Linked DNA regions of Homo sapiens: region 1 is linked to region 2. A link is an interaction called in ENCODE POLR2A ChIA-PET data of the cell type or tissue named here. Cell type or tissue: Panc1. All regions are shown on one strand. Each heading gives the region's core, and the rest is flanking DNA. Links, peaks and the distances in the headings are about the cores only.

Region 1 (6,771 bases), core at 1,021-6,020, 98 kb after region 2:
TAGTTATTAGGTTGGTGCAAAGTAATTGCAGTTTTTGCCATTAAAGGTACTGAGGTAGGATTATATTTCTGAGGTAGGTTTAAAGGAACAGTATATTCCCCTCTCTGTACTTTCCTATGTCAGAAACTATTTTGCAATAAATTTCAGATCAGATTTAAAAGTTCTTTTTAAAAATTCAAAGAAATTCAAGGAAGCCATAGGAGATTGAAAATATGACAGGAAATCACAGCCGGGTCATATGCATGCTTCCCAGGCAAAATGGGCATTAAACTAAATTGGAGGTTCAGTCCCAAATCTTCCCTACCAGAATCTTCCATATGAGTGCTTGTTCAATACTGTTGTAGTATGGAATCCACCAGTCCCATTAACTGAGGACTTTAACATCATAGTGTCATGCATGGATTCCATGGACAGATCCATCAGTTCTGACCTGGCAGGGAGGGCAAAGTAAAAAACAGAACTCAGGCCAGAGGGTCAGTCTTTGTGATACGTTTTGGATCTCTGTCCCCACCCAAATCTCATGTTGAATTGTAATTCCCAATGTTGGAGGTGGGCCTGGTGGGAGGTGATTGGATCATGGGGGCAGTTTCTCTTGGTTAACACCATCCCCCTTGGTGTTGTCATCAGAGTGAATTATTGCAATATCTGGTTGTTTAAAAGTGTGTGGCACCTCCCCACTTTCTGTCTTCCCCATCCTGCTCCAGCCATGTAGGACGTGCCTGCTTCCCCTTCGCATTCTACCATGATTGAAAGTTTCCTAAGGCCTCCCCAGAAGCCATACAGCCTGTGTAACCATGAGCCAATTTAACCTCTTTTCTTTATGCATTACCCAGTCTCAGGTATTTCTACACAGCAGTGCAAGAACGGACTGATACACTTGGGTAGATGAGGTGGGGTAAAAATGCCAAACTCATGGTTAAGGAGAATCGAGGAGAAAGGACAGAGATTGGCTACAATAGAACAGTCAAGAAGTACCAGACACCAAACAAGCAGATCCAACAGGCAAAAGCTGTGGGAGCATATTGAATTCAGAAGTGTTAAGTGAGGTTCAGGAGCAAGGATTCAGGTGCTGGGCAGTTCACATTAATTTCCTAGGATGAGATTTAGGCTAGTGCCTAACTTAAATATCTAAGGCCCACTTTTTCTTGCCTTCAAACTTCATACAGAAATGGTTTAGTGTCCAAATATCTGAGTAGGCATTTTCCAAGAAAGGCATTTCTAATGCCTAGATATTTAAATAGTAATGATAATAGCAAACATTTATTGAGCACCTATTATGTAGTGGCCTCACACTGTGCTAAAGGCTTTCTGTGCTTTACAGATACTATCTCATTTTATTGCATGAGCACTTCCTTCCCATTTTAAAGATAAAGATACTTGGTCTCAAAGAAATAAAAAACTGCCTAAGTCACAAAACTAGATATGGGTGGAGCCAGGTTTGAATCCAGGTCAGTTTGACTCCATAACCTGCAGTCTTAATCATGTCTTTAATGATCAATGGCTAACTCCTTGTGATCATTGATGTTTTCTGAGTTTCTTTTTTAAAAATTTTGATGTGAAAGTTGTCAGAATCAAGATAGAATCACTTATGTTAAAAAAAAATAATAATAAACCTCACAAATACAGCCAAGGAAGTTCATGAAGAGAGATCTCATTCATAAGTGCCTAATAAAAACTATCACAAAAGACTGTGAAAACTGCAAACTTGCACAAAAAAAATACTTCAAGGTCATTTGCCCAGCAAGTGCTTGTGCAGTTTGCATTGGTGTCACCCTTGTTATTGATCCTCATAACCAAGGATACTTATCTCAAAACAATTATGTAATCCTCCTCATTTTTCTTTTAAAAGTATTTGTCTTCCTTTACTTCCTGAATACGCACATAGTTTATTATGGCATGTGTGTTTCCATTGCGATACCCTATTCCCAAATAAATATCATTTTCTTTTGGAGAGCCCCTCTCTGTTCTTTATTTAGATTGACATATAAATGGTGTCAGAAATGGGACCTGGAGGAAAATTACTACTAGAAGGAATAGATGATTCTTGAAATGTGTATGGAGTACTCACATGAGCCCTTCGAGCTCTCTGCTTCCATGGCTCACTTTTTCTGCCCTGATGGTCTTCTCTTAGGCAAATCCTCCCTCTTTCTGGTAGAAGATCTTAACATCATTTGGGATCTCATTTGAATAAGGCTGCTTTAATAAATGACTTTACATCCATCCTGGGATGATAAAAGACATTTTGTATTGACGGGCAAGTCTTTTCTGGTATAAAGACAAGCGTCTTTCTGGTTTGAGTACTCTGGTTTCTACAGAATTTACACCCTGTCTGTAAGGCATGTCTTTTCTGCTGAATTTACTCTTGGTTCTTCCTGTCTGCCTAATTTAATATTTTGTTTTATTCACATACCTAGGTTAAAATTTTTGTGAACACTCTTATCTTAGTTTCCTTTGGTTTGGTTACGTGCATCTGTAAATGATTTGTCTCTTTTCCCTTGCCTGTTTCTGAAAATCTTCTTAGAGCAAAATAAACATTCTAAATGGTAGATGCAGGATGGCTAAATAAAAGCAACTAGGTTGGTTGCCATCATCTTGGTCCAAACTCCTGACATTCTCTAACAGAATATACAGGATTTTATTTGCTCTTGAGAGATTAGTAAGAAATAGAATGGTATTCCTAAATATTAAGGCATGCCAAGTTTTCTGGAACTCTAGCTGGCTACATATATTGCTCATTCTCATACACATTTTTAAACTGATGGACAAATTACATTGAGAGAAATTGAGAGCTCAAATGATTAATGTTCAAATTATGGTTTTAAAACCCTGCAGCTACAGAGTTAACATGTACAGCCTTCTGAGTTCTTGTCTACTCTACTTTTTTTCTGCCTACTGTGAATATGCTGATGTTTTTGCTGGTATTGAGATAAAACTCACTGTTTATGGCATTTCAGCAAAGAGAGAGAGGGAAACAAGTCTTAAATAGCTTTCAAACCAGTTACAAACTATTACAGCTCCATAGTAATCAACAACCCAGACCTAAGAGTCATCGCCCCCCAACCTTTTTTTTTTTTTTTTTTTTGAGACAGGGTATGGCTCTGTCACCCAGGCTAGAGTGCAGCGGCCATATCATAGCTCACTGCAACCTCTAATTCCTGGACTAAAGGGATCCTCCTACCTGAATCTCCTGAGTAGCTGGGACTACAGGTCCATGCCACTGTTCCTGGCTAATTTTTTTATTATTTTTGGTAGAGACAAGGTCTCACTTTGTTGCCCAGGCTAGTCTTGAACTTCTGGGATCAAGCAATCCTCCCACCTCAGCCTGCCAAAGTGCTGGGATTACAGAAATGAGCCACTGCACCTGATCCATCCCTTTTAATGTAAATTTAGGTTTGCCTAGCTAACAATTTTTTTGGGGGATGGAAGAGTTAATTGAAGAATTGACAGTCTAAAAAAGAACTAGATAAATGCTTATACAAATTAGGCTCTTGGATAAAGCAGGTCAAAATCTTGAGCTCACAGCAATAATATAAGGTATCTCTGTTTAGCATAAAAATTGCGTTTGTCTATCATGCAGGAATCAAAAAGAAAAAGGCAGAAAAAAAACCCTTTTAAAATACTTATTTACCTGCATTGATTAGTCAAGAAAAACAGACTAGCAAACAAAAAATAGATTCAAGGCTACTTGAGAATGTTGTTTTTTTATACAATTCAGCCAGTCTCAGCTAAAATGTAAACATTGAAAACTTAACCCTAAACTCATCTGAAACTAAAAAAATGTTGGAGGGCCAGCTTTTAAAACCAAACTGGTGTGGTAACTGCTTTAGTCAGGATTTTAGTCCATAACTTTCATTACATTATCTATTGGAACAAATGAAGTTTAGCCATGTAAACAAGCTTCTTTTTTCAGAAATATAAGTTAGATCCAACTATCTTTTACAAACCAGTGAATTTGTACATATTACTAAAATTCTAAAATGAAACCGATATATTTATGTGCATATATATATGTTTATGTGTGTTTATACATATGTACATGTATTATATGTTGTGTCTACATAGTGAAATAGGGCATAGTTGGCCAAAAATTCCCTAAGGAACTCTACTTAGATTGGCTTAGATAAATGAGCACTCATATAAAATAATACTAATTAACAAATGCATTTTAGTTAATGTGACTTAAGCAAATCTTTAATAAATAAGCTGGTTTTAAAATTATTGGCAAAATCAAAATAGAAATGTCTTCAGAATTGTCAGCATACTTTTTTTCCTGGGTTTACTGATCAGACGGTTTTATATATTTGTCCTTGCTAGAAGTTTTAAGGTATCAAAATTTGACACAAAGTTTACAAAATTATAAGCCCAGCCTAAAAGAGAATGATCTTTGCTTGTGCAATTTTTTGATAAGTAACACTAATTTAATATTGTTGGCTTAATAAAAATGACTGTAGCTTCTGAGTTGTCAACAAAACACCAATGTATTTAACTTTAAAGTTCTGAGTTGGGTGAATATCTGATATTAACAGGCTATAAAAATGGTTAACAGGGATAACTTTAAATGATGACTAGCTTTGTCTAATATTTCCATTTTCACACATAATCTAGGTAAATTTTTAAAAAACAAATAAGTTAGATAATGTAAAAGAGATAAATGTTTATCAATCAACTTTTCATGTAATTTGAGATTTTAAAGTTACATTGAATTAAGCAATAGATATCCACTAAATGTCTGGGATCAAATTTCCAAAGCAAACCAAAGCTAAAACATAAATTTCTCCAGCCTGGGCAACATAGTGAGACTTCATCTCTACAAAAAAAAGAAAAAAAATTTAAGTACCTGAGCATGGTGATACATGCCTATAGTCCCATCTGCATGGGAGACCGAGGCAAGAGGATTGTTTGAACCCAAGACTTTGAGGCTGCAGTGAGCTATGATCATGTCACTACTCTCCAACCTCAGCAATAAGAGTAAGACTGTCTAAAAAAATTTTTTTTAAACCCTAAAATTGCTGAATATAAATATAAGGGTTTTTATAGAAAGACTAAATATATTTGCATTTATTAATACACGTAAAATTATGTTGTAATTATAAAATGGTTCTCATCTATAAAATACTGATATGTGACAAAGAGTTCAAAATTACTCAGGACCTTAAAGTATGCAAGATTACTAAGAGCTAAAATTCTAATTAATATATATAATTCTGTATACAAAGTGTACCAAAAAAATATGGGATGAGAAAAGTTATAAGAAAGTCATTAAAAAATGTGTTCTTATTAGAAAGAAGTAATTTTGTCTAATTCAGAGGTTATTTAAAGGTTGTTTCAAAATACAGAAACAAGACATAAAGAAACCAGTAAGTAAGAGTGAGAGATATGAAGAAAGTTATGGAGTTTAAGATGTATTTTTAGCAAGGAAGTTTTTTAAAAAGAGAACACTTTTGTATGAGGAAGAATCTTGTGTGATAAATTTTTGTCCTAAAGTAAAATGGTTATTTATGAAAGAGGAAGTACAGGACAAAGCAGAAAGTCTAAACATGTCACATAAGGTCTCAGTAGGTCATAATAAAGTTTAGGAAGGATGGATTATGAATTTATGAAAGAATTTTGTATATGATCTAATTGGCTATAATCAGAAAGGAATTATTTATGTCTTTCCAAAGGTTGCATTTGATATTAAAAATACACTAATACGAAACTAAAACTGTGGTCCTCTGTGTTACAACAACAACTTTTTTTTTTGAGACAGAGTCTCACTCTGCTGTCCAGGCTGTAGTGCAGTGGTTAGTTCTCAGCTCACTGCAACCTACGCCTCCCAGGTTCAAGGGATTCTCCTGCCTCAGCCTCCCGAGAACAACAACTTTTCTTAAAGTATTGATCTGCTCATAGTAAAGTTGCAAGAGGTTTTGATTTTAAAATCTAAAATCTGTTTCTTTTATGGCCATCTTCTAAACTGCAGACAGTTTCCATTTCTGCCACATTTCTTTCCTGAGCTCAATTTTTAATTTTCCTAGTTTCAGGCTGGGAATGCTGTTCTCTTCATTTAGAATGGTACTTTCATTTATTCAGGTATAATTTTCCTCATAAGCTTCTCCAATTCATATCTCAGAAGTTCAACTTTTGCTGTATCTCTAAGCACGTGGTTTACAGGTTATGCATCATTGCCTTCAGCTCTTTCTCCCCTTGAGAAGGCCCAGGATGATAACTTTCTCCTTCAACCTTTCATTAGCTGGTGGAACATCTTTTTTCCCACTTCTAACTCTGTTATCACCTGACACTAAAATGCTTATCTTGAAGGCCCAGAAAAGCAATGTTTTGCTCCAGTATAACTTGATTCTGGACTCTTGGCATTTGTTGATGTATCTGAATTTTCCGTGTAACCAGTAAATATCCTGTGCTGTTACTAAGAACCATATATTCCCCTGCTCAAAGTACTAGTTTTCTTGTTTACATTCCTCTATAGTAAAGTGTACACTTATGACCTTGGACATACTTCTTCCTGTGTCTGATTAAATTCAAATACTCTTTTTTAAAAATCAAGTTCATCTTCCAGTTTATCTAAATAAGCTTCCTACAAGAAAAAGCAATCACATTGCAGGGGATTTTTCTTTACCTTTTTTGTAACTGGCCTAAAAAAAAAGAATTTATATTTCATTAGGATAATTTCCTGTGTCCTCTTTATTAGGTTTTTTATTACTTAGAAAAACTGAGCTTTGAAATGGTTAAGGTTTTGCATACACCTAATTTTCTGTGCTGTTTTCAAAGACTTTT
Region 2 (6,771 bases), core at 1,042-6,041:
CTCACATGGCCTTCTCTACCTCTGGGAATGTTCCTTCTCTGCCCCTTTCTCACGTTCTCATTTCCTGCTACCCTTCACTGTCAGGTTCCAGGGCTCATCCATGGTCCTTGTATTAATCTTCTAGGGCTGCCATAACAAAATACCACAGCCCGGGTGGCTTAAAACAACAGACATATTGACATATTCTCTCACAATTCTGGAGGCTAAAAGTCTAAAATCAAGGGTTGGCAGAACCATGCTGTCTCGGAAGGCCATAAGGAGGGTCCTTCCTTGTCTTCTCTTACCTTTTTGGAGGTCCTGGAAATCCTTTGTGTTCCTTAGTTTATACATGCGTTACTCAAATCTCTGCTTCTGTCTTCACATGGCTTTCTCCACTGTGTGTCTGTGTCTCTGTTTTCTCTTCTCACAAGGACACTAGGCATTGGATTAGGGCCCACCCTAATCCAATATGACCTGATTTTAACTTAACTAATTACAACTGCAGAGACCCAATTCCAAATAAGGTGACAGGATATGAGGGCGATATGGCTGCAACATCTGTCACTCCATTGATCACCAGGGTTGATTCGGCTGATCTGGCTGGCTAGGCAGGTGTCCTCTTCCTCCCTCACTGCTCCATGTGCATCCCTCCAGAAGCTGCGCACTCGGGGGAAGAAGGTGACCATCTGGATAGAGGAGGACCAGTCTTTGGTCAAGGATATACAAGTAGCTGCACTCCCCTGCTAGAACCTCCAAACAATCCCAAATAAGGTAAGAATCTTAGGTTCTGGGTAGACATGAAATCCCGGGGCGGTGAAGGGAGGGGACTCTTCAACTCAGTACAGTCCTCATCCAGTCCCAGAGAGTGGCCATTCCACTGTGGTCTCATCTGCTCCCAGTCCATCTATTCTCTGCTTGTTACTGTGAAATCTGTATCCCTGGCCTTAAGCTCAATGCCACTCTTTAGAGCTATGCTTCCCACTGCCCGCTGGACAAATCCACAGGCCCTTTAAACAAAACAGCCACTTCCAAAAGAGAGTCCAAATCCCATCATGGCTCCTGTGTTTTCTATTTTATTTCATAACAAATCTATCTGGCCTCCCAAGTTAAGAAGCATTAGCATTATCTTCAACTTTCTCTTCTTCCTAATCCCCTCCCACCACATCTGATCAAAAAAATAGTCCCTGTGGAATCTATCTCACAAACCTCACTCAAATTTGACCTCTTCTTTCTACTTCCATTGCTAAGGCCTTAGTTTGCTCTCAGCCCTTCCTTAGACTATATAGGCAACACAAAGGCTCAATTCAGTAAAATATAGCACACCTATGTGCTAGGTGCTGGGCATACCAAGAGGAATTCAACACAATCTTGCCCTTGTGTAGCCCTCAACCTCTTATCTGGTCTCCCTGCCACTAGGCTTAAATGCATTTTCTTGTCAGAAAACAAATCTTATAATGGCATGTTGTGGCTTCCAATTCTCTTTTCACTCTCTTTTTCCTAGAAGGTGAAATGCAAATCCTCCCGTAGTCATGGAAGATGTTTCACAGTCTGCTTCCCCCTGTGCCGCACCCTTCACATCCAGCACTTCATCTCTGCCATGGTGGGCTTCTCATTCGTTCCAGATTTATTCCTGGGAGCAGTGTTTTCTTTTATCCAAAGAGGCTTTTCTCCCTTCTGTGCCCTGGGAAGCTCCTACCTACCTTTAAAGTGCCGCCCAAATGACCTGTCCTTTCTTACCTCTTATCAGAATCCAACAGGGTTCCTCCACACTCTGTGCCCCTACAAGACTTTGTTCAAATCCCTGTATAATCACATTTGCCACATTGTTGAAATTTATCTTTTTCACTGTCTGTCTCCATCGCTAGACCAGGAGCTCACAGAGGACCAGTACCAGGCAGCACTCATGTATCTCAGTCTGAATGAATGGAATTATGAATGCACCCTGCTCTCTTTGTCTTAATCCTACCCAAGGTTCCAGGCCTGGCTCAGTCCCGAGCCCCTTCCCTGGACTTTCTCAGCCACTCACTCCAGGCTATGAGTGTCTCCCTTCTCTGAAATGACCACAGTACTGACTCTCTGTATCACCAGCTTGGTGCTTATAACATGGTACTTTGTGCAATTGAATGTCCCAGTCTTCCCTTTTGATGCACTTCAAAGTTTCTTTTCCAAACTTAGTCCAATAATTTGCACCATAGTAGATGCTCTGTAAATATCTGCTAATTGGTTATTCAGTTTGGGGATGAGGGGGTGGAGTCCTAAAGAAAATGAGAAAGAGTGAGTTCCAGGACAGGTGGTAGTTTTGGCTATAGAATAGGTAGAGTATATTTTCTCCCATGAAACTAAAAGGAGGGGAAGAAAAACATAGGAAAATTATAGAGGAGAATACAAAGGTCCTAATTAGGACAGCCTTGGTCTTATTTTTAAAATAAGCATGGAAAAATAATATGCTGATTTAAGTATGCTACATGAATCTTAAATACAGCCAAATAAAAACAAATCAACATTTACCATCTACAGCTAGAGAAAGAGAAGGCAAGAGTGCAGGTAATTTATCTAAAATGGAACACATCATGTACACACTTTATGTAAACTTGCCTCTACATGATTATTGGAAAGGATGTGAGTAAAAGAACTGTAAAGTGTAGGCAGTTCTGCCGTCTATTCCACTGAAGGAGCATTCACTCCCCACGTGCCCCTTGTAGTCTAAGCAGCTCCAGATGCTGATAAAGCCAAGCCCACTTCTTTAGTGATCTGTGTCTACAGCAAAGGAAACACTAACTGTACAGCACTTGCTGAGAGAGAGTGTGTTAGTATCTAATGTAGCACATATTTGTGATGGGATATACTAAAATTTATGAGCAGTTTAATAGGCTTTCAAGGATATTGACTTTGCATAATTTTCATATTGTATATTGACTTTAGTACCAAACCCCTAAGTAAGATGTGACTCCACTGTGTAAGTCAACTGGCCTATACTGATAGGTAACCTGCATTAAGAACTCTTATAGTATTTGCTATTTATACTACTCATTTTGGCATTTAGTTGTATGTTTAATTGCTGGAAGTTCAGGTGTAAATATGATTATGTTATCTAGACTGTAAGTTCATGTTATCTAGACTGTAAGTTGGTGACTGTAACCACATCATAAGCTTTTATACCCCACAGTGTGTATGGCACAATGCCAAGGACCAAACAAAAGTTCTTAATTACTGAAAGGCCATTTTATCAATGTCACTTTCTCTCTAATCAAACTCTGAATCTAAAAAAATAACTAAACATGTCTTATATTCTCTGTTATGCTTTCTAGGGTCCATTTTTAAGGAAGAGGCCCTTGTTTAACTCAAAGTTACTTCTTAAATTTTAAATAATTGGCTGTTAACATATTTGATTAGGAAGGCATGAAGAAGTTCAGTACAAAGGGTAATTTAAAAAGTTATTGTCATCAGCATTTTTCTAGAAAGATAATAAAAATCACTTGGGAAACAAGCCTGCCTTTATTGGTGGCCTGGGAAGAAACATCAAATCAAGCTAAGACCCACCCACTCCTTTAGAGAAAATATAAAACAAGAGAGTAAAATCTCCATGGAATAATCAACAAAATATAGATATTTGAGAAGATGAATCAGGATTTCTTCAGGTTTAAATAAATTATCATGTATCATCTCTAATTTAAAAACAACATTTTTAAAGTAAAATGAGCCTTTCATTGCTGATTCCTAGCATACTATTTCCTTAAATCCTTTCATTTCATTAATATAGCTCAGTTCACAGTGCAGCAGGGACCAGATGAAGATTGAGCAATTACTGAATGTCATGGGATTATAAAGATAAGCTATTTGGATAATTTAAGCTAAAAAAATAACTCTTCTTTATCTCCAGGGTGGGTTTGGGAACTTTGGTTATTCACTGAATTTGGCCAGCCTACATTTTATATTACCAGAGAAAACATTCTAAATGTGCTTCCAACATTAGAAAATTATTTCTGTTTTCAACATGTTCTGTGATAAAGAGATGTAAGATTAAATACCATCCCAGTTAAAAGTAAGTTTGCTGCCATTTTTACTATATTGGTCAGCTAGCTTTTTTTAACTCTTAAGTCAAAGTTTGGGGCATTAAAACAAATAAATTCACTGTTTTTTCAAGCATAAATGATATGCAATAAGCCTCAGAGAACAGAGGTTACTCACTCTGGTTGTGTTTTACTTTCTTGCAAACACATACTCATGCTCAATTGAACTGCCTCCAAGTGATTTTTAAGTATTAAAGGTGAACACAGCCCTCATTTTTCAGGGATATTTTGGGCAGCTGTTGTAAAAAAAAACAAACCTGATGTTAAATTAAAAAGTTAAAAGGCACTAATCAAGAAATTACCCAAAGTTTAAGCTCACATAAAAACAAACAAAAATGAATGATGTGTAACATTGAACAGGAAAAACATTTAGAACCCTTGACAACGGGTTCAAATTTCCTGACCTGCTGGACAAACTCCCCTTTCCACATCTTTCCTAGATTCCATCAGATCCTGTTTTTCTCTCTATAATAAACTGTCATTTATCTAGAATGCAATCAACCAGAAAGTTAAAATAAACAGGGTGGTGTTTTCCTACGCTCCCTTTTCCGTTAATTTGCAGGTGTTTATTGAATGCCTACTATGTTCCCAACACTGTGTTGGACACTGGGCATATGAAAGATGTTGCAACTGTTGCTTAGAATTCTAGAATTCTCAGAATTCTTAGAATTCTCTTTAATGAGGAAAGAATAACAAGCAAACAAGCTTTCAGAAACGTAGTCCATAAAGCAACTTCTAATATGTCTGTAAAAGCAATCCTGTTTCCATCCAACCTCTAACTGCCTTGTTCACCTATAATTACCAGGCTAAGCAATAACAGTCAAAGTTCTCTGACTGTAAGTGGAAAATACTATAAAATCCAGAAGTGCCAAAGAGGGTCAAGTCTCTTCCATACACTTTTAATTTCAAATGTATTTCTATTTTTTGACCTTTTTTATGTGATTAATCATTCATATGTTCTATTAATAAAACTAACCCGTTCTCCCACCTTATAAATAAATGAGGATTGAAGTCTCTTCCTATTCAATGCAAGGCCCAGCATGGAGTTTCAAAGGATCAACAAATAATTGCTGAATGATAGAGATTATGCCCATAATGCAAAACCCATGTTATTCTTACATGGATCTGTGGCAATGTAAGCTACAAGTTTCAATTGGAAGTTAAATTTTACTTCTCACCACAGTGACTTTCTAGTTTGCATGGAAATAATTCCATGGGTAAAGGGAAACTTGACAAAAAAGCGCAAATTTAATCTATGAGGAAGGGCATAATAATATTCCATAGGGGTTATCCATGCACCTCTGTCTCCATCTTCATAGCCGTCATTCCTGGGAAAATAAGAAAGTCCAATTTTCCCCATCCAAATTAATACATATCTGTTTCTAGTTCTCTACTAGATCATCAATAATTATGTCACAATGGGTAAATTCAATATATACAAGATTCTGATTTTAGAAAAACAAAAAACATGGAGTCAGCAAAAAATCTTTTGCTCTCCAGAGTCTCCTATTTTAATGCTCCATTTTATAGTATCCTGGACATTTTTTAGAAAAAAAATTTCTGTTAGAGAAACTGGTGAATAAACCAAGGAATTAAAAGTCCACCCTCTTTCACAGAGTACAAAGGAAATCAACATACTTTTAAAAAACACAGAATTATTCATTTTCACAATTGGTTTTCCATATTATGCATCTAACAAGTATGTTTGTAACTTCGACTAAAACACAATCCTTTTCATTACTAGTTATACCTTTAGCCATTATTATTTTATATTTCTTTTTTTTAACAAATTACCTAGATGTTGGGACAACAAGTTAACTATCTGAGAAAAAAAATAAAATTAGATTCCTACTTTTCATGTTTCATCGAGATTAACTCCAAATGAAATAAATATTTAAACATTTAAAACATAAAACCATGCAACTACAATAAGAAAATGTATTTGAACATTTGGATATTCTTGAACTGGAGCAGGACCTCCCAAGCTTAACACCGAAAACAAAATTCATGAAAGAAAATATTGATACACCTGACTACCTCAAAGTTTTAAACTTCTAGGTTTATAATTCCAACAATATGGTGCATCCCAAGGAATTTTTCTGTACAGGATACCTAAAAATTCTGAACAAAACATTTTTAAAAACCTTTTTAGAAGCATAGCTTAGATGGCAAGAAAATAAAGGAATTTTCAGAAGCAAAAATGATTTAAAAGCTAGAATCCAAAAAGGTAACCAAGCACTCAACAGCACAGTTGCCTGGAGGCATTTGCAGAAATTTGTGATTTCTTACAGTTTGGAGATATTGATTTTAATGAGGAATAGGAGACAGGACCAACCTAAAACAGAAATTAAGATCAAGACATTTCCACAAAGCTGAAATAATGAAAGGAGATATTCTCAATGAAAAAGGTAAACTAAACAAACAAACGAAACAAAACTATCCCACTGACTCACGAAGCAAGGGTTCTGGATTCTGGTTTCTGCATAAAGGAAAAAAAGAAGAGAATTCCTAAGAACTCATAGTCTCAGGCAAACTTTCACTTTGGTTTGGTAACAGGACTCACATTATCTATGCAGAGGAAAACAAAAAGATTACAGACTAAAGTAGCTCTTGGTTTCATTCCCCTGTTGGCTTGCAGAAGCAAATTTAAATTCTCTCTATAGAAGATAACTTTAACCCAGGCCTCAGATTTCCCACAGATAGAGTTCCAATGATTATGAGC

Evidence for each region. Peaks named below come from ENCODE experiments on the same cell type or tissue, not always from the same donor. Only the 100,000 strongest peaks of a DNase experiment are listed, where the experiment ranks them.
Region 1: POLR2A ChIA-PET joins it to region 2 with 10 read pairs; 3 of 35 experiments call an interaction of 5 or more read pairs at or near these places.

What each region holds. Positions count from the first base shown.
Region 1 is chr2:55,847,925-55,854,695 of GRCh38, reverse strand. The region is part of intron 2 of LOC112268416 (a long non-coding RNA gene); the gene reads right to left. Among named protein-coding and RNA genes, the nearest start is that of EFEMP1, 72 kb to the left of the region's middle. In Panc1, for the core only: no CTCF peak of the experiment used is centred there; no DNase peak of the experiment used is centred there.
Region 2 is chr2:55,945,753-55,952,523 of GRCh38, reverse strand. LOC105374690 (a long non-coding RNA gene) reads right to left here and starts at 6,700. Exons shown (of 9, transcript XR_940109.3): 1 at 6,613-6,700; 2 at 4,168-4,285; 3 at 285-665. It also overlaps the pseudogene RN7SKP208. RefSeq lists an enhancer at 1-892. In Panc1, for the core only: no CTCF peak of the experiment used is centred there; no DNase peak of the experiment used is centred there; H3K27ac peaks cover 1,100 bases.